Linked DNA regions of Homo sapiens: region 2 is linked to region 1. Evidence: chromatin loops called from intact Hi-C (ENCODE). Cell type or tissue: endothelial cell of umbilical vein. All regions are shown on one strand. Links, peaks and the distances in the headings refer to the core of each region. The heading gives the core; the rest is flanking DNA.

The links. Peaks named below come from ENCODE experiments on the same cell type or tissue, not always from the same donor. Only the 100,000 strongest peaks of a DNase experiment are listed, where the experiment ranks them.
Region 2: a loop joins it to region 1, with 12 times the contacts of the local background. A loop is called at or near these places in 3 of 110 quality-filtered maps.

The regions. Positions count from the first base shown.
Region 1 is chr20:57,508,626-57,518,690 of GRCh38, reverse strand. CTCFL (CCCTC-binding factor like) reads left to right here. Exons shown (of 11, transcript NM_001386993.1): 6 at 2,857-2,977; 7 at 3,950-4,099; 8 at 5,939-6,099; 9 at 9,903-10,065. Among named protein-coding and RNA genes, the nearest start is that of CTCFL, 11 kb to the left of the region's middle. In endothelial cell of umbilical vein, for the core only: a CTCF peak has its summit at 4,264 (motif pointing left); a DNase peak (open chromatin) is centred at 4,250.
Region 2 is chr20:58,081,444-58,091,508 of GRCh38, reverse strand. No RefSeq gene overlaps it. Among named protein-coding and RNA genes, the nearest start is that of CIMIP1, 64 kb to the left of the region's middle. In endothelial cell of umbilical vein, for the core only: a CTCF peak has its summit at 4,058 (motif pointing right); a DNase peak (open chromatin) is centred at 4,078.

The DNA of each region.
Region 1 (10,065 bases), core at 295-8,294:
GTGTAACTAACAGTAGAATCTGTTACAAACAGGCTTTTTATTATTCATATAAAATTTATGCAGGAAATAATATGCATTCTCTTTTATGAAGTTAAAATAGAAAATTGGATTTCTTTGTTTCTTTGATTACTAATTAGTGAAAATAATATGTAAAGGTTTACAAATTACAAATAAACCATCTGTGGTCAAGAAATAAGTCCCAGATTTGTTTAAAAGTTCTGCATTTTATCTAGTACTCTGGGCCACAAAATCAAAATGTATTTGCTCTAACGTAGAATGCAGATCCAATCTCAATGTTGGCTGAAATTTTTGAGCTTGATTAGATACAAAGCAGCTTGCTCGAAGATTTAAGCGTAGACGTTTCTGTTTTTAATTACAGAGAGACCACCCTTTTCAAACTTCAGGTGTGCCATAGTCATTTTAATTAATTTGCTTTATTTGTACCTTCTAACAGGTTTGGCGGTACTCACGTGAAACAGGCAGAGCACTGCTTTTACTAGTCAGTACCAGTTTCCACCAGTTAATTGTCAGGGTCTCACTGTGTGCTGGGAAACAGGCTGAGGCCCGGTTTTGAGCCTGGTCGGGACTGGGTCAACAGTACACCCAAATGGAACTAAGTTAAAGGGAACAGCTGATGATTAAATATAGTAACAGTGCAGCCGGGTTTCACAAATTGGGAAATTTCATGGTTAGGGTCAGAATTTGATTCCAAGAACTTTTTTCTGCTGTTACTATTTTTAAAAAAATTATTTCTCATCTGAGTTAAAGGTTGTGATTGTAGTATGAGAATGCAAAATGGAGGGATCAGGGAACAGAGTCACCTGGGGATCCTAAGCCTGGAGTGGACTTTTTGTTGGTGTCCTGCCGGTGCTTAGTACAAACTTCCTAGGTCCACGAGACCCTCCCCCAGTGCCAGTGGTCTGCACGCAGCCTGTGGGGGGTAGCCTCAGCACAGGGGTCTCTATTGCTGCCATAGCCCCCCATTTTTGCAGTCTCCTCAAGTCTTGCCATGCTTGTTTGTTCCCTCATCCCATCCCGTGACAAAAATGGCAGCAGGAACGTATCAAAGCTGTGGTGCAGATGTGCCCCTTTTTTTAAAAAAGCTTTTGAATTGGCCGGGCGCGGTGGCTCACGCCTGCAATCCCAGCACTTTGGGAGGCCAAGGTGAGCGTATTGCTTGAGGTCAGGAGTTCAAAACCAGCCTGGCCAACATGGTGAAACCCTGTCTCTACTAAAAATACAAAAAATTAGCCAGGTGTGGTGGCACATGCCTGTAGTCCTAGCTACTCAGGAGGCTGAGGCAGGAAAATCACTTGAACTTGGGAAGCAGAGGTTCCAGTGAGCCGAAATCGCGCACTCCAGTCTGGACGAGAGTGAGACACCGTCTCCAAAAAAAAAAAAAAAAAAGCATTTGAACTCCCATTGTCCTCCCATCCCACCTTTAAGAGTCATCCAGAGTCTTTTTTAATGGCCTTCTTTGCTCATTCACACCACTTATCCTCCTCAAAACTTTCATGCTATACAGTTTTTAAAATTCTTTTTGTTTTGCTTTCTAATATACTTGAAGGCATTCACTTTTCTTCTGAAAACCTAAGTGAAATTTTTTGGCTTGGCTGTTGTTTTCCATTCTAAGCTTTCTTTTGTTCTCGAGTGTTCCTTAGGCTTCTGTGCGCTCATCACTTACTGGGGAGGCAGATGGAGTGTGGCATCCCTGGGTCACCAGCAGGACTGATGCAGCTTCCTGATGTCTGTAGTCCACGTGTAGCTGATGCCCCCATTTCCTGCTAGCAGTAGATAAGGGCCTGTGATACACGAATACAGAATAAGAATAGTTCTAGAAGGCAATCAACGAGTCAGGCAGTGAATGCTCAAATGGGAGGTATTATGTTGTTTGCTATTTAACTGATTGCCTGGGATACATAATTACTCAAATTAGAATTTAATTTCTTCTACTTAAAACTTAATTCTTCTTAGGAACCTGCTGTCACATGGCACCAATGCTGAATAGCCAGGGACACCTTCCTCCACTCACACTGTTACTGTGGGGCCAGCCAGGGTGGAGTCTGCAGGACTTGTGACCATGAGGCAAGACATACAGATGTTCCTCCATTAAAGAGCTAGGGTTTCGTTTTTATTTTTATTTTTATTTTTTTTGAGACATGGTCTGACTCTGTTACCCTGGTTGGAGTGCAGTGGTGTGATCTTGGCTCTTTGCGGCCTCAGCCTCCCAGGCTCAAACAGTCCTGCCACCTCAGCCTCTCGAGTAGCTGGGACCACAGGTGTGTGCCACCATACCTAGCTCATTTTTAATTTTTGGTGGAGACAGGGTTTTGCTATGTTGCCCAGGCTGGTCTCAAACTCCTCAGCTCAGGTGATCCACCCCTCTCAGCCTCCCAAAGTGCTGGGATTACAGGCGTGAGCCACCACACCCAACGAGAGCTAGAGTTTCAAGATTTTCACTTTATGCAAGGAAAAAAAAATGTTTGCCTTTGTGCTTTTACAGTGTAATCTAAATTTTGTAACTATTGAGCATATATTGCCTTAGAAATGAAAACAAAATCTTGTATGGCATTTGGCAGGTAGGCTTAAAGTGAAGGTGAACGCGAAAGTCTCTCAGAACTGCTGCTCATTTTCCCTAAAGGAGCTTATACACACACACATCAAATGAGATAAAATCACCCATAACAGATGATCAAAAGTGATGACTTTTTCATGTTTTTTCAGTGAGTGAAATATGCTCTGGTGCTCTGATGTTAAAATATGATTAATTTAAATCTCTTTTACAATGCTGATTAATGGAAGACTCTGCCATTTTTTAGTTTCTATTGCAACGAACATCATTTATGTATTTATTAGGCAAGTAAATTGAAGCGCCATGTCCGATCCCACACTGGGGAGCGCCCCTTTCAGTGTTGCCAGTGCAGCTATGCCAGCAGAGATACCTACAAGCTGAAACGCCACATGAGAACGCACTCAGGTAAGGGCTCTGGTGCTGAAGGCCTGATACCTACAGTGTTAACTCTTAAAGCAAGCTTTAAAAAATTACTTTTTATTGGCACAATTAAAGTTCAAAGGTAAAAGTGGATTTTTGCGTGCCTTCATGATAAAAGAATCTTGATCTGTACTTTTACCTTTATTTAGCAGTAAGAGAGTCTGCATAGATACTGTGCCACAACCCCACTGTGTGGAGTAAAACACAAAGTATTTGCTTCCGTAGATTTTTCAGGTATTTAAAACTCAACTCCTGGCCAGGCATGGTGGCTCAAACCTGTAATCCCAGCACTTTGGGAGGCTGAGGCAGGAGGATCCCTTGAGTCCAGGAGTTTGAGACCAGCCTGGTCAACATAGGGAGACCCTGTCTCTACGAGTAATTTAAAAATTAGCTGGGCCTGGTGGTGCACACCTGTGGTCCCAGCTACTTGGGAGGCTGAAGCAGGAGAATCACTTGAACCCAGGAGGTTGAGGCTGCAGTGAGCCGGGATTGCGCCACTACACTCCAGCCTGGGTGACAGAGTGAGAACCTGTCTCAAAAAAAAAGAAAAAGTAAATAAAAATAAATAAAAGTCAACTCCTTAATTCATTCTTCAACTTTAAGGCAAAACATAAAGTGTGCTGCTTTTGTAACAGAGGTACTTGATGTCTTGTGTTAAGAATACATTTATGTGTACTTCTTGGTTATTCGTACAGCCCCATGGATGTGAACCACCTTGAACTCTTGCGTAGCCACCAGATGCGGGGAAGTCATGTCTCTGGTCCATCATGGACACAGCTGTACTTGACATAAGCTGTCTGGGCTTGATTTGGGAGTCTCATACTAATTGGGGGTTGTCCGGTGAGAAGGGGGTTGATAAAGGAGGCTTGGGGCAAAAAAAAAAAACACTTTCAGCACAGGTGGCCTTTGGCAAGGATCAGGCCTGGAGGGGGAATCACTTTGTTGTCTGCATCTCAGGTGAGAAGCCTTACGAATGCCACATCTGCCACACCCGCTTCACCCAGAGCGGGACCATGAAAATACATATTCTGCAGAAACACGGCGAAAATGTCCCCAAATACCAGTGTCCCCATTGTGCCACCATCATTGCACGGAAAAGCGACCTACGTGAGTGGTTTAGCGATCTTTCTTTTACTACAGCATTTGCTGGCTCTTTGGAGCGTGGTCCTATAAACCTGCAAAGTACTGGCCCTGATACTGGGAGGCCCGGTCTTCGGGAACTTGGCCCTGGGACGAATTTTCTTCCAGAAGTCCTGTCGCACCATCTGGTGGCTGCATCTCATAAGTGCATTTTATAGCATGTTTTTAGAATCCGGGCCCAGGCCTGTTCCGTATGCACGTGATAAGACCTTTCACAGATGGGTATTACTTCATTCCACATTGGGCCTATTTTTCAGATGAGGACACTGGGGATCAGAGACATAGAGTAACCTGCCTGGGAGTCATACGAACCAAGGGTGCTAGGAGGTGGCTGGATTCTGGGTTCCTATTTATCAGTGCTCTATCTATGGCACCCAGCAAGCTTTTGTTAAACCCTGGCTGTGGGCCTAAGAAGTTTTGGAAGCAGAAGTTTCAAAAGACACAGTTTTCCCCTTAAGACAGTCACTTCGGGAAAGGAGGCGGGCCTGTAACGTGTAATCCGCATCTACCACGGTGAGCCTTTTAACTGTCACACCCCACAGAGTGGGAGAGGGAATCCAGAGGGTCTTGGAACAGCAGGCCTAGGAGCTGGGATTTGATACTGCCTGTGGGGAAGCCAGCCAGTGTTGAGCAATGGGAGGGAGGGTGTGGGAAGCGTGAGTGAACGAGCCTCTTCTTTGTTTCAGGATTCCTGGGCCTCCCTTTTCCATGATCTTATTTCTCTTTCCAAAATATATGACACTGTGATACACAAAAATATGTTAGCAGAACAAAAAATTTGACCCTTTTGCCCAAAGAGATTCTGGAGATGAGATGAATTTTTTTGAAAACCTTTCTGAAAGGCGAAAGGTGTTCCACAAAGTCTTCACTTTTATTTTTCATCTGGACCATTCTGTCATTGTTGCCGTAGATACCAGCACATCACAAAACACAGTCCAGTGGGGCTTGGTGGGGCACAAGTCTAGCCAGTTGCTAGACTTTTTTGACACCATGGCAAAGTAACATGGTTTATATCCATCTCATGCCAGTGGGTGATACACTCCACATAGCCCTATAAGATGCTTTATAAACACATTAATTCTTCCTTCCCATGACTGTATGAGAAATCAAGCTCTCTAAATGTCTGAGTCACTGTGGGTAAGGTGGAGTAGCTCCATCACACAGCTGTCCATTGTCATTTGGCTTCTTACACAAGTATCACAAGACCATCATGCTTTAGACTTAGATGAGCAAACCCAGCCAGACCTTACCATGTGTCTCAGGTTAATTTCAACATAGGAAATAACAGGGCACTGACTTCTAACAACGAGTGGATTATTTAAGGTAAAATAAAGATATTATATCTTTTTATATAAAACCACCTTAACATCATCCTAAAATTCACCTACCCCATAATAGTTCTCAAAGTGCTTTGTTCAATGAACATTTTAGGTCCAGTGTGACATACCTTATATAACATTTAACTCCATACCGAGAGTATTAAAATGATATTTCAGCATTCTGTTCGTTTAAAGCAGTGGTTCTCAGCTGAGAATGATTTTACCACCCAGAAGACAGGCGGTGATATCTAGAGGTATTTTGGCTTTCACAACCGGGGAGAAAGAGGTGCTGCTGGCATCTGGTAGACAGACACCAGGAATGCTGCTTAACATCCTACAATGCACAGGATAGCCCACCCTGCCCTGCCCAGGAAGGAACTAGCATGTTCCAGCGCCAAGGCTGAGAAACCCCGGTTTAGAGGAGAGGGGAAGCAGGCTAACAGAAAACAACACTCTTGAAGTATATAATGTTCTGTGACCATTTTAGGTGTGCATATGCGCAACTTGCATGCTTACAGCGCTGCAGAGCTGAAATGCCGCTACTGTTCTGCTGTCTTCCATGAACGCTATGCCCTCATTCAGCACCAGAAAACTCATAAGAATGAGAAGAGGTTCAAGTGCAAACACTGCAGTTATGCCTGCAAGCAGGTATTGTACTTTACTTAATTTGGAGAGGCAGTGGTGTATGGAAGAATGGAGGGCTGGGTGGGATTCTCTACCACCTTGAAGATACTGAGAAAAGTCATGCTTTTAATAGAGTAGCCTATTCAGAATAACCAGAAAGCAACTGTGAGCCAGTCATTCAAAACAACAGTTCTTAAAGTATGTTCACATATCCCCAGAGCTCCCTGTGACCAACTAGGGCCCCACAAGAGCCAAGCCTTTGTTATGATAATGGAAAGGTGTCATTTGCCCTTTTGAGACATTGACATTTGCACTTTTGGTGCCAAAGTAGTGGTGGTCCTTAGCCCGGATCAAGGCAGTGACACCCAGTGGAATTGGTGGTTGTGGTATTCTTCACCTTCACACACTGGCAGCAAAAATAAAGGGCAGTTTTACATGACAGTGTGCTTGAAGAGGCAGTTAAAGTTGTTAACTTTATTCAGTCTTTACCTGGAATACTTTCTTTTTAATAATCTTTGTGATGAGATGAGAAGCCGGCATACGCACCTCCACTGTCTTCCAAAGCTTGGAGGAAAAGCACCTGGGGGTTTGTTTGAATTTCCAGCTCAAGTAGCCACTTTCTCAGTGAATGTCATTTTCACTAAGAAAGGAACAAGATAAACAAATTCTGTTTACTCAGTCATTGGGCGTTGGTGGACATTTTTTTAAAAAATGAACAATGTAGGCCAAGTGCAGTGGCTCACACCTGCAATCCCAGCACTTTGGGAGGCCGAGGCATGTGGATCACTTGAGGTCAGGAGTTTGAGACCAGCCTGGCCAATATGGTGAAACCCCGTTTCTATTAAAAAATACAAAAATTAGTTGGGCGTGGTGGCACACGCCTGTAGTCCCAGCTACTCAGGAGGCTGAGGCAGGAGAATTGCTTGAACCTGGGAGGCAGAGGTTGCAGTGAGCCGAGATCGCGCCACTGCACTCCAGCCTGGGAAACAGAGCAAAACTCCATCTCAAAAAAAAAAAAAGGGGGGGGATTAGAGTGATTTTTTTAAAGCAACTTTTATATTGTGTGATGAAATATGTCAGCATTTAGAAGATCTGCATAACTCAAGTGAACTAGTATTTTCCAAATGACCAATCCATGATGTTACAGACTCACACACAGGTAAAAGATCCATTCAAAGTAAAAGATAGACCAAGAGGTTATAATGTCGCAGAGGAGCACAAGTTCTTTGGCACGGTTTCAGATTCCACATTGCAACCCATGGTAAGAAATTACCATGGCCAGACACACTGGCTCACACCTATAGTCCCAACACTTTGGGAGGCCGAGATGGACAGAACTGTTGAGCTCAGGAATTCAAGACCAACCTGGGCAACATAATGAGACCCTGTCTCTACAAAAAAATACAAAAATTAGCTGTGGGTGGTGGTGCATATCTGTCCCAGCTACTCAGGAGGCTAAGGTTGGAGGATCACTTAAGCCCAGGAGGTTGAGGCTGCAGTAGGCTGTGTTCATACCACTGCACTCCAGCACGGACAACTGAGTGAGACCCTAAAAAAAGAAATTACTACTAACTGAATTTTAGTGTAATAGCAGAGAAGAATGCCCACAGTTATTTGGAAGAGCTAGTAAAATGTTGCTCTCTTTTCAAACTACATGTCTGTGAGACCAAATTTTCTTTATCACTTAACATACTCCAGTGGACTGAGGGAAGAGCAGAGATAGGAATCCATCTGAATTCTTTTTTTATTTTTTTATTTTTTAGACGGAGTCTCACTCTGTTGCCCAGGCTAGAGTGCAGTGGCGCTATCACTGCAAACTCCACCTCCTGGGTTCACGCCATTCTCCTGCCTCAGCCTCCTGAGTAGCTGGGACTACAGGCGGCCCCCACCACGCCTGGCTTATTTTTTGTATTTTTAGTAGAGATGGGGTTTCACCATGTTAGCCAGGATGGTCTCGATCTCCTGACCTCGTGATCTGCCCGCCTCGGCCTCCCAAAGTGCTGGGATTATAGGCGTGAGCCACCGCGCCTGGCCCCGAATGCTTTTAATAGAGCTGTCAGACTTAGCAAATAAAAATACAGCACACTTAGTGACATTTGAACTTCAGACAACAACAAATAGTTTTATATACAAGTAGTTGCAGCCTGTATTTTAACTGGAAACCTTATCTATTAAGACAGACATTAGGTTATTTTTGTTTTGAAAAATAGATAATTTTACAGAAATAATATGTAGTTGGTTTGTTTTTATTTTTAAATGAGTTAATAAATTGTTTTATTTTAAAAAACACTTAAGAATTCCCCAGGTTTGCTTTCTAAGAAAGTAAATACTAATACATGCCACCTGTATACATAAAAGCTCTTCAGAGGCCACAGTAATTTTTTAAAGTATAAAAGGCCCTCAGAGTAGAAGTTTGAAAACCAAAACACTGCTTCAAAGTATTGCATGCTATTGGTTACCAAAGGTGAAAATCAGTGCTTACTGTGTGTTTTGAAGTGTGGGCTGTAAACTGTAAATGCTTTGAATAAGGGAAAAGGAGTTTTTCTGGTAGATTTTGAACAAAGAATATTCTGAGGCCTCAGGCTCATACTTATTCAAATGAACTAGGAGGGCTTCCTGAAAGATGGATAGGACTTGGAAAGGATGAGGGGCCCTGGAGCAGGCATACAGCAGGTATGTGGGAGTAGAGAGCAGCCAGGCAGGTCATGGCCGTGGGCAGAGGCTTGGAGCACTGCTGGGTGCTCCTGGCTGCCGCGGTCCTGGAGAGTCAGGCTCCCAGCAGGGAGCGCCAGAGATGCTGTCCCAAAGGAGGGTGATGAGGTGAAAGCTGTGCATGGAAGAGGGTGTTTAGTGAATTGGGTGAGAGAAAGATTAGAAGAAAGAGCATCAGTTAGGCCACTGACAGTAATGCAGAAATGGCCGAATATATATTTAATCCAAATAATCATCACATTTTAAATAAAACAAAATGTGTACTTTTGCTTGACTTCATACATATTTTTTTCCTGATTTCCCAAATTATTTTCTCCTGTCTAAGATAAAATCTCTATTTAGGCCAGGTACAGTGGCTCACACCTATAATCCCAGCACTTTGGGAGGCTAAGGCAGGAGAATTGCTTGAGGCTAGGAGTTTGAGACCAGCCTGGGCAACATAGTGAGACCCTGTCTCTACAAAAAATACAAACTGAGCCGAGCATAGTGGCATGCGTCCACAGTCCCAGCTACTCAGGAGGCTGAGGCAGGAGGATCACTTGGGCCCAGGAGTTTGAGATTGCAGTGAGCTATGATTGTGACAGAGCGAGACCCTGTCTCAAAAAAAAAAAAAAAAAAATCGGTATTAAGATCTGTTACGATACTATTGGGAAGTAAATGGAAAAATGTTGATACTTAAGGTACTTGCAACCCCAAAGGTCTGCTGAATTTAAACTCTGACATTTGATTTTTAAGTTTGCAGGTTCTATTTGCCCTTTGTAAATTCAGGTAATTGTAAATAGTTGTATAGAAGGAGGACTCCCAGTAATGAGAGGACAAAGGACCATCCTTTCACGCCCTGCGGTGTGTACTCCCACATCCCAACAGGACAGGAGAGCCAGCAAGGAATCCACTGCAAGACCTTTGTCACTTGCTGCTGCATACGAGTTTTGTTTCCTAGGCGGCCACTTACTGAGAGTGAATGCTGCCTTGTTCAGAATGTGTTTGCAGTAATTCTGCTTAATAGTGGACTCATCTTTGGGGAGGGAAATAAAAGGTATTGTATGATAAACAGTGTCTAATATCGAGAAAACCCTTTGAACTAGACAAGCTGCTTTCTTCCCCTTCCCTCTTAGGAACGTCATATGACCGCTCACATTCGTACCCACACTGGAGAGAAACCATTCACCTGCCTTTCTTGCAATAAATGTTTCCGACAGAAGCAACTTCTAAACGCTCACTTCAGGAAATACCACGATGCAAATTTCATCCCGACTGTTTACAAATGCTCCAAGTGTG
Region 2 (10,065 bases), core at 648-8,647, 570 kb before region 1:
TGAGCACTTTCTGTGTTTCAAGCCACGTTCTAGGCCCTGAGAAAGCAGGTTCGTGGAATCCCTGCCCTGAAAGACCTTACATTCTTGTTGAGGGCAGGGAGTCCAGGAGAAAGCTGACAAAATCAGATAAATTAAAAAACAAGACAACTTCAGCTGGCGAAGGCGTTCACGAGGGGGCTCCTGGGCTGAGTTTTGGAGGAGGCAGAGTAGCTCGTCACGCAAAGCTCTTCCTGGAGAAGTCCAGGCAGAGGGAATAGTGGTCGGAGTGAAGTTGGTGTGTTCCAGGAAGGGAGGGAAAGCCAGGTGGCTGGAGCAGAGCGAGCAGAGGCCATGGTGGCCGCTACAGACTGAACATTTGTGTTCTCACTCTCCAGTTCATTTGCTGACACCTCATCCCCAGTGTGATTGCACTTGGAGGTACAGCCTTGGGAAGTGAGTACCAGAGAGCTGCCTTGCCCCTTCTACCGTGCGTGCACACAGAGAGAAGATGGCCCTTCATGAAGAATCAGGCTCTCAATAGACACTGAACCTGCCGACACCTTGACCTTGGACTTCCAGCCTCCAGAACCGTGAGAAATGTTTCTGTTTTTAAACCACTCAGCCCATGGTTTTGTTGTAGCAGTTTGAATGGACTGAGACAGGAGGGGCAGGAGGGAAGGGAACAAGATCACGTGGGCTCCTGGGTCCTGGGAAGAGGGAGCACAGAGAGGCCCCAGGATTTCCTGTGCCGTGAGAGCCACTGGAGGGCTTCAGGAGGTGACAGGTTTGGATCCGAGTTAGACAAAGTCATGCTGGCTGCAGTGGGGACATCAGTGGGAGGAGAGCAGACAGCCAGAGCTGCCTCTTTAACCGGGTGAGCAAGGCTGGTGAATTGGGCTGGGGTATAAGCCATGGAGCTCCAGAGAAGGGGAAGATTTCGATGGATGTTTTGGGGTAATGTGGGCGGAGTTGACACTGAACTGGATGTATAATAGTGGGGAGGTTAAGGGGGTTCAAGGGTGGTTCAGCCCACTCTTGGGTGGCAGGTACTGGTGCCCATTATGGTGATGGGGCTGGGGAGGGTCAGGTTTGGGACTGGGTTGGGGGCCAAGAATTCTGTATCTCTAGCCAAGGATGGCCCAGTGCAGCAAGGACAGAGACCAGGGCTGATTTGCGAAGGGAGTTGAGGGCATGATACGGAGCACACTGGAGTGCAGTCTGGGAGTTTGGGTGTGATGACACCAGAAGGACACATGGGATTCGGCTGCCCCTCTGGGTATGCTAACCCTACCCCTCTGAAGCATGATAGCAATACAATTCTGCAGCATGGCTCCCTCCAGCTCTAGGAATTTTGCAGCTCCTGTGGCTGGCCAACCACCATGAATTTTTAAAAGTAATAAACTGCCCAGGCATAGTAGCTTACGCCTGTAATCCCAGCACTTTGGGGGGCCAAGGCGGGTGGATAACTTGAGCCCAGGAGTTTGAGACCAGCCTATGCAACATGGTGAAATACTGTCTTTACAAAAAATACAAAAAAATAGCTGGGTGTGGTGCCACACACCTGTAGTCCGAGCTACTTGGGTGGCTGAGAGGTGGGAGGATTGCTTGAGCCCAGGGGGCTGAGGCTACACTGAGCCATGATCATATCACTGCACTCCAGCCTGAGAAACAGAGAGACACCCTGTCTCAAAGATAAATAAATAAGTAAATAAACAAGAACCCTGAACAGAGGGGTGGTAAGTCCTTCAGTGAAGGTAGACAGGAATTCGGGAATCCACCGTTTCCCAGAATTATTTTCTGTGGTCACTGCTATGCTGAGTGTTCTTTCTCTTCTCTTCTCTTTCTCTTTTCTTTTCTCCTTCCCTCCTTCCCTTCCTTCCTTCCTTCCTTCCTTCCTTCCTTCCTTCCTTCCTTCCTTCCTTCCTTCCTTCCTTTCTTTCTTTCTTTCTTTCTTTCCTTCTTTCTTTCTTTCCTTCTTTCCTTTCTTTTTTTCTTGAGATGGAGTCTCACTCTGTTGCCCAGGCTGGAGTGCAGTGGCACCATCTCGGCTCACTGCAACCTCTACCTCCCGGGTTCAAGTGATTCTTCTGCCTCATCCTCCCAAGTAGCTGGGATTACAGGCACTCGCCACCGTGCCTGGCTTATTTTTTTCTATTTTTAGTAGAGGGGAGTTCTGCCATATTGCCTAGTCTGGCCTCCAACTCCTGGCCTCAAGTGATCCACCTGCCTCAGCCTCCCAAAGTGCTGGGATTACAGATGTGAGCCACCGCGCTCGGCCTATGCTGTGTTTCCAATCATGAATCTTGGTGTGGGGGCAGGGATGAGAGCACCATATTTAATTTCCCTGATATCTTCTTTCAGGTTGGTCCAATGCAGGACCTGGGAAGGTAGAAAACGTCTAGGCTGATAGGTTCCCTCTTGATAAGAAGTTTCCTGTTCTTAATGGTCCATCCACTCTCTGAGCAAATAGAGAAGAATGACCTTCTCCTCTGGCTTGGAATTGGTCCTGAGAGGGAAGGGCCATTCTGAGAAAGGTCCCTGAGATGAGACCTGATACTTGAGACCATACGAAGCAAATCCCTGAAGATGTGTTCAGCTGCAGGCTGAGAACCTGAGATGAGACCTGATGCTTAAGGGCCACGCAAAGCAAATCCCTGAAGATGCATTCCACTGCAGGCCCTGGAGAATCCGCCTGCCCTGACTGCCTCACACAGCGAGGCCGTGGATAGGTGGGCTATTGGTTCTGGGCTCGGTTGCCCAGCACATCCTCAGGGATCCGGCCTTTCCTATCTTTTGTTTCACCCTTCTGAGCATATTGGCTTTCCTTCCTCATGCTTGTTGCCTCAGGGTCACATGAGGATGGCCATACCTCCAGGCATCACATCTGAGTTCAAGGTGGAAGAAAGGGGAAGAGCTGTGCTAGGCCCATCACTCCTTTAACAGAAAAAAGCTTTCCCAGAAAAGCTACCATCAGACTTTTATTAGAACTGAGTTACATGGCCACTCCCAGCTGCCAGGGAGGCTGGGAAAGAGGGAAGCAGGATCTCGGATCAGCTTAGACAGATCATGGCCCATGTGGGCCTTTACTACCCGAATCCAGCTTGGAACTTGTTCTCCAAGAAGAAGGAATCTGGATATTGGGCAGGACACTGATAATGTCTCCTCATGCATGGCACTGTCCTTAGTGCTGACCTACCAACCCTCCAGAGAGGACGGGGGTTTGCAGGTGTTACCCTGCCCTTGTAGAACACAACCCGTCTGCACATAAACGCTAGTGGGCCAGTTAGAAAGGATCCAGACCAGCTCCTTCCATGCAGCACCGCGGGTGCACATGAGTCAAATAGGAGCTACACTTAGTCAGTGCTCCCTGGGCATTAAAGTAAGATTTCATTTTCTACTCTGAAGGACCTTATGAGGTGGGCATTATTATTATTTTCATTATGCAAATCAGGATATTCTGGTTTTTCAGAATAACTTCCCCAAGGTCAAATAAATTGTAACAGGCAGAACAAGGATTAGAGTTTGCCCCCCGAGTCTGGGCTCTGAACTGCTCAGTACTGACCTCTCTTCCCAGGGAGATCTGACTGAGATCCAGCCTCCCATCAGAGAGGAGAATGGAGAGCACCATGATTTAGGGCAGTCAAGACATCCCTTGCTTTCTGTAGTCAACGGCAGGTTTCACAACTCACGATAATGAGCTTGCTTGCTTCTGGGGTTACTGGTTTAGTACCTGTATCCCCCACTAACATGTAATCTCACGGATACAGGAACTGTAGCTGCCCCCACACTATTGTATCTCCCAGAAAACAAAGAGCACTTTGAAATATGAGTGGCAAATTTGAAGTCACAATCACAGATGCTACAGATACAGACACTGGTTGGTTTGCAATTGAGCTGCATCAGACATGGGCAACTCTAAGTACGGCGGGGAACTCCAGGTGAACAGTAGTAGGGATTTTTAAAGAATGTAATGATGTCTAATGATTCATTGGCCCAACATTGGGCTGGCTAGCTGGGAAGGAAATCAGAGTAATTAGCTTTAGAGCTGGTTGCCTGCTGGTTGGAATTCCATGCTCTGGCCACAAGGGGACAGCACTTGAGAGACGATGTTCCCGGGCATCCATTGTTCCTTTCTCCAGGGGCTTTGCAGTCAGACTCTTTTATTTGGTTGGTGTTTCTTCTTCCATCCAAGAACAACCACACACTACAATTCATGGAATTAAATTTCACATCAGTTAAAGGCCAGATAAAGAGAGCTGGGGTTCGGCTAGAAGTAGTCCAGGAAGGCTCCCTGGAGGAGGTAGATCTTGGTCTGGATGGGCCAGGGCCATTGGTATTACACCTCAGCAATTCAATTCACCTGCATTGCTTGAGTGCCTACTGTATGCCAGGTACTGCCCCTGGTGCAGTGGGCAAGACAGAGGCATTAGATGGGGCCCCTCATGGAGGACACGGTTTAGTTGGTGAGCGGATGATGCTCACACAGCTGTAATGTAAGTCAGAAGTTGATGAAGGCAACAAAGAAAAGGTAACAAGGTCAGATTTATTCTCACCGACGGGACCTGAAGCAGTATCGCTGAGGAGGAGGCATTCGAGTTGGACTCTGAGGAAGGGGTAGCATCGGTCAGGATGGTTTCACGGGCCTCACCCCGTGTTTTCCCCACCTGAGCTGGGAGGTAATGCCAAGAAAGCATTTACAATGCCAGGTGTATGTGTGATCCAGACACGGAGGGTAAGAAGGCAAACTTTACTATTGGGCAGATGTGAGTTCAAGTCTCACCCTGGTCATTTCTAAGCTATGCCATCTTGAAATGATGTAACCTTTTTAAGTTTAAGTTTTCTCATCTACCAAATGGTTATAGTGCTTGTACTGACCTTGTAGCTTGTTCTATAAGTTACATAAACAAATAAAAAATTATTAATATCTTGAGATTGAAATTCCACATGGCTTATAACCTGGGAAGAGAGAAGAAAAGGCATTCAGTTATTCAACATATGCTTATAAAACACCTACTATGTGCTAGGCATTATGCCGGGCCCTGGGGCTATAACAGGCTCTGAAAAAAATAGATATTCTCACCCTCATGGAGCTAGTGTGGAGAGAAAGCAAACAAAATAAGGCAATTGAATAAAAAATAGAGAAATCATGTCTTTTGTAGAAACGTGGATGGAACTGGAGGCCATTATTCAATGTGAGATGACTTGGAAGCAGAAAGTCAAAAACCACATGTTCTCAGTTATAAGTGGGAGCTAAGCGATGTGTGCACACAGACATATGGAGCAGAATAATGGACACTGGAGACTGGGGAGTGTGGACGAGTGGGGAATGGATGAGGGATGAAAAATTACCTGTGGGGTGCCTATTTGGGTGTGGTACATGAAAAGCCCAGATGTCACCACTGTGCATTATTATATCCATGTAACAATCGCACTTGTAGCCCCTAAATCTAGAAAAATAAAAAAAATTTTAAAGAACAACAAGAAAAAATAAGGTAACCTACAGCAGGCCAGTTGGCCATAAGTTTTTTTGAGAAAGTAAATCAGGGAAGAGGGTAGGAATTGACAATCTGGAGAGGAGGGGGCCATTTTTAAACGATTTTCTTGGGAAGCTTCCAGAGGGCTTGCCTTAGGGGACAGTACGAAAGAAATAAATCTTCAAAACTTTTTGATAGCAACAGAGAACCATAGATTTAGATACGTTTGGTAAAGTTTTAAAGGCCAGCGGCGATCAAACTGCCAATGTCCAGGAGGAAAATGGGAGAAAATGAAAACTAACTTCAATGCAATTTTAAAAAAGGAAAAAAATAATAAAAAAAAGATGGTAAACATATATTATCAAACAGGTGGAGATATAGTCTCTCAGATTTGACTTAAAAAGCAAAAGCCAACTCTAAACCGTTCACAAGACACAGCCCAAATAACCTGACCCAGAAAGGTTCATAATAAAGAAAGGAGCTCTGGTAAGTGGGACAACATGAGGGGAGCCGAAAGCAGGGATGAAATGTGACAATGAGATTAAGCAAAACTGAAGGCCACAGGCAGGAAATGGTAAGCCGAGGAATACTTTCTACTGACAAAATCTATAATCCACCAAGCAGACATAGCGGGCCCAAATCTTAATCGGCCAAATGTTTCACTGGGCGCAAAGACTATAATGCACCATCTCGACAAAGCCCCAATCATAGCAATAGACTTTGACTTTCCCCTCTCATAATTGGATAGGTCACGTGGACAAATAAGCAGATAAGGAATGTGGGCAACACAATGAACAAGCTTGATTTATGAAATGTCAATACAACTCTGTTCCAAAGAAACAGCCCCATTCTTCTCCTGGGCGCACGGAACATTTTTGATATTAGTCGTGTTCTTGGCTCACAAGTAGATTATTTACTGCCACAAACAGAAACTCTGACTCAGGCAGTTTAAGTCATGGGGAAATGTAGAAACCCATGTCCAGGAGGTCAAGGGAGGGTGGGCACCAGGGTGGGCACCAGCAGGGGCCCTCGGCCTCTCTCTTAAGGCTGGCTGTGGTGAGGTGGAGCAACTGAGACAGGGCCTCCCTTGTTTTCTTCCACTGGAAGAAAAAAAGGAATTTCTTCAACCATGCAATAAAAGTCCTTCTCTTTAGTCAGATTGGGTTACTGATATCAAACGCCCACCCTTGAATCAAGAAGAGTTGCCCAAGACAATGCACAGATTGGTTTCACCTGGAAGCCATGGGCAAGACAGATCGAATCGTCATGATTGACCAAGACCACTCAAGTCCCACCCGGGGAGCTGGGGCAGGCTCCGCTTCCCCACGGGCTGTGTGGAGGGAGGGGATCTGGAGTAGTGTCAGGGGTGGGAGGGGAAGGAGGAAGGGGAGAAGGATGCTGAATAGGAACCAACAGAGTCCATTACTCTGGCCAAGAGGAGAATGTTAACAAATTCTGGAAAGGATGTAACTTACGGGCCAAATTTTCTGCCAATAATGCTTTATGATATTTGTAAGAAAACTAGATTCTTAAAATGGAAGCACATCTTCTGTACTGTAAAGTGCACAGTGTTAAGTATACACCTGAGTGAATTTTTACACATGTACAGCCACCCAGAACACCTCCTGAAGCTTCCCATGCACTGCTTCGCAGCTAATGCCTCCTTCCAAGAGGCAACCGCTGTACTATTCCGACTGCAGTCACTATAGATTAGCTTTGTCTGCTCTTGAATCTTTCACAGATGGAATTATATGGCCTGTAGTCTATTGTGTCAGCTTCCTTTACTCAATATAGTGTTGGCGACATTCACATATGCTGTTGTGTATATCAGTCCCATTGTTTATTGCTGCATAGTGCTCCTTTGTATGAATTCACCACTGTCCTTTCTCTAACAAATTGATAATTTCACTGGGAAATTTTAAAGCATACTCTTCTAAATAATTTTTAAATCAAGGAGAAAATAGAAACTTAAATTTTATATCAATATTATTTATCAAATATTGATATATTACAGCAACATCTTGGATGTAGCCAAAGCCATATTCAGAGGAAAATCTATATCCCAAAATTCTTTTATTGTTAAGAATGAGGGGCTATGAATGACTAATAATTAAACTAAAGAGTATAGAAAACACTATAAATAAAGCAGAAAACAGAAAGTTGTATTATTAGAGAGTAAAGCAGAAATTTATTAGGAAAAATAGTAAAGTTGATAAGTAAAATAAAGAGTTGATTATTTCAGAAGCCGAGCAGGGTGGTGAGTGCACATAGTCCCACCTACTTGAGAGACTGAAGCAGAAGGATTGTTTGTGCCCAGAACTTCAAGGCCAGCCTAAACAACATAGTGAGACTGTCTCTAAGCAAACAAACACAAAATAGTTGCTTATTTCAAAAGACAAATAAAATAGACAACCACCTCATACGTTTGTACAATAAAAAGAATAAAACAAATATTTGCATCATAAAAAATGAGAAAAGATTTACCATCACAAGTATGCATAATATTTTTAAAATGACAAGAAAATATTTAAAAATCTAGGGAGATCATAGATGACTTTCTCTAATGTTATAAATATGGAAAATTGACTCTGAACACTCAACTGTGATAAACTGGCTTGCAAACAACCACATTGGGCAAGGGAGGGGCAGATGGGCCCTGGGCAGGTATCACTACTTGGAAATACGGGCCCAAGCTGGTCAGACCTGACTTTTTAAAGGGGGGCCAATAATTGAACGTTTTGTGTAATTTCTGAGTTTTTCTATGCCAACAATGAGTACCTTTTTTTACACTTAACATGGATGAAATCAAATTTGCTGATAGATTTGGTCATCATTTTGTAAGCTTTATTAAAATGGACTTGGATGCATGGAAATGAAGAATCAAAGGAAAGAAGAGCATCTTTTTGCAAGCTTCAGTTTCTCTGAAAAGAAAGTCTAATTCTGCATGGTTCAATAGGAATATAATGTGAGCCACCATATAATTCTGCATTTTCTAATATCCATGACAAAAAAATTAGAAACAGGTGAAATTAACTTTTAAAATTTATCTATATCCAAAATATTGTCATATCAATATATAATAATTTAAAGATTATTGATAACATAGTTTATATTTTCTGTCTGTCTTTGAAATCCGGTGTATGTTACAGTTATAGCACATTTCAATTTAGCCACTATATTTTCATCAGAAATAGTTGATCAATATTTAGATTTTGTAAAGTTGAAATCGACAATTGAAAACGTGGATTCCTATATTTATGTTGTTCCAAACATATTTAAAGTTTGGAATTGTGCATAAAAAAACCATTTTCCTTTAACATTCCCATGCACATTGCCAAAACTGGTTCATCTTGTTGTTTAGAAGAAGTGATTTGACTTTGAAGCCAAAGCATATCGGTTTCCAAACTATCCAAGTTAAGTAAATTAACTAACTCTTGTGATAACTCAGTATTATTAACCTTGAATGCAAAGGGGACATCACATAAATTTGAAAAAAAAAACCTCAAAATTTATCAATATTAACCAAATGTTCTTCAAATTTTTCTGATAGCTTTTGCAGCCAATTTACATAATGCTGCCAATTACAATGAAAATCTACATATTGATTTGTGTTGGAAAAATGTGAAAATCATTATTATTGATTTGCATTATGAAAGGTTCAAATTTTGGCATAAATTCGTCTACCCATCTGACTAGGTCACTGATAAACTCTTTCATTCTTTGGGGCTTCAAATTTAGCTCTTTCATATGTGTGTGATAATAGTGAGAAAACGTTAAACCAAACTGGCGGGGGTTTTTGTCTTTGATTGCATATTTGGCAAGTATGTCCTTTGTTTCAAAGAAATCTTGAATTCAAGTCAACACCACAGTAAATCTTTGTAAAACTCTTTCATAACTCAGCCAATGAGCAAAGAAAGAACACAACATCATTAAATTCGTTGTCTTCTATTTTCAGCCATAAAGTCATGATGATTCATAGCCCTTGCACATAAAAATACTAAATGATTTTAACCACTATATCCATGGCACTTCCTAGAGTCTGTTTCAGAAGACTGGACACAAATGTTTTTAATATGTACCATACTGTGGAATGAAGCATTAAGGGAAATAGCAGTCTCTTCTTTCAATATTCCAGCAAATCTGGATTTTTGATCTAAGATAGCTGATCTGTCATGATAGAAACTAATTTTCTCATTTCTAGCTGAAATTCTTCTTTGACAGATGTAGAAGATACAAAATTATCTATGCCATGAGTTCAATGTTTTAAGCCGTGAATGGACAACATTCCCTCTTAAATTTGAAAATCCTTTGAGATGAAATTTACTCAAAGTGTTAATTGGGCAGTGCAACTATCTGAGGCTAAAATATTTTAAGTTTTTCAAATAATCAATTTATTTTTGATATTTTCAAAAAGATTTTGAGTCGATGGTCATTTGTTGGTTTAAGTGAAGATCTTATACTCTTCAAGAAAAAATTTTTTAGTCTGTTCTTTATACTGTAACAAAATTCTTATACTGAAATAATTTTTTTCAAAAGTCTCCATTTAAAAATGTTTTTCCTCTTGCCGGGCGCGGTGGCTCATGCCTGTAATCCCAGCACTTTGGGAGGCCGA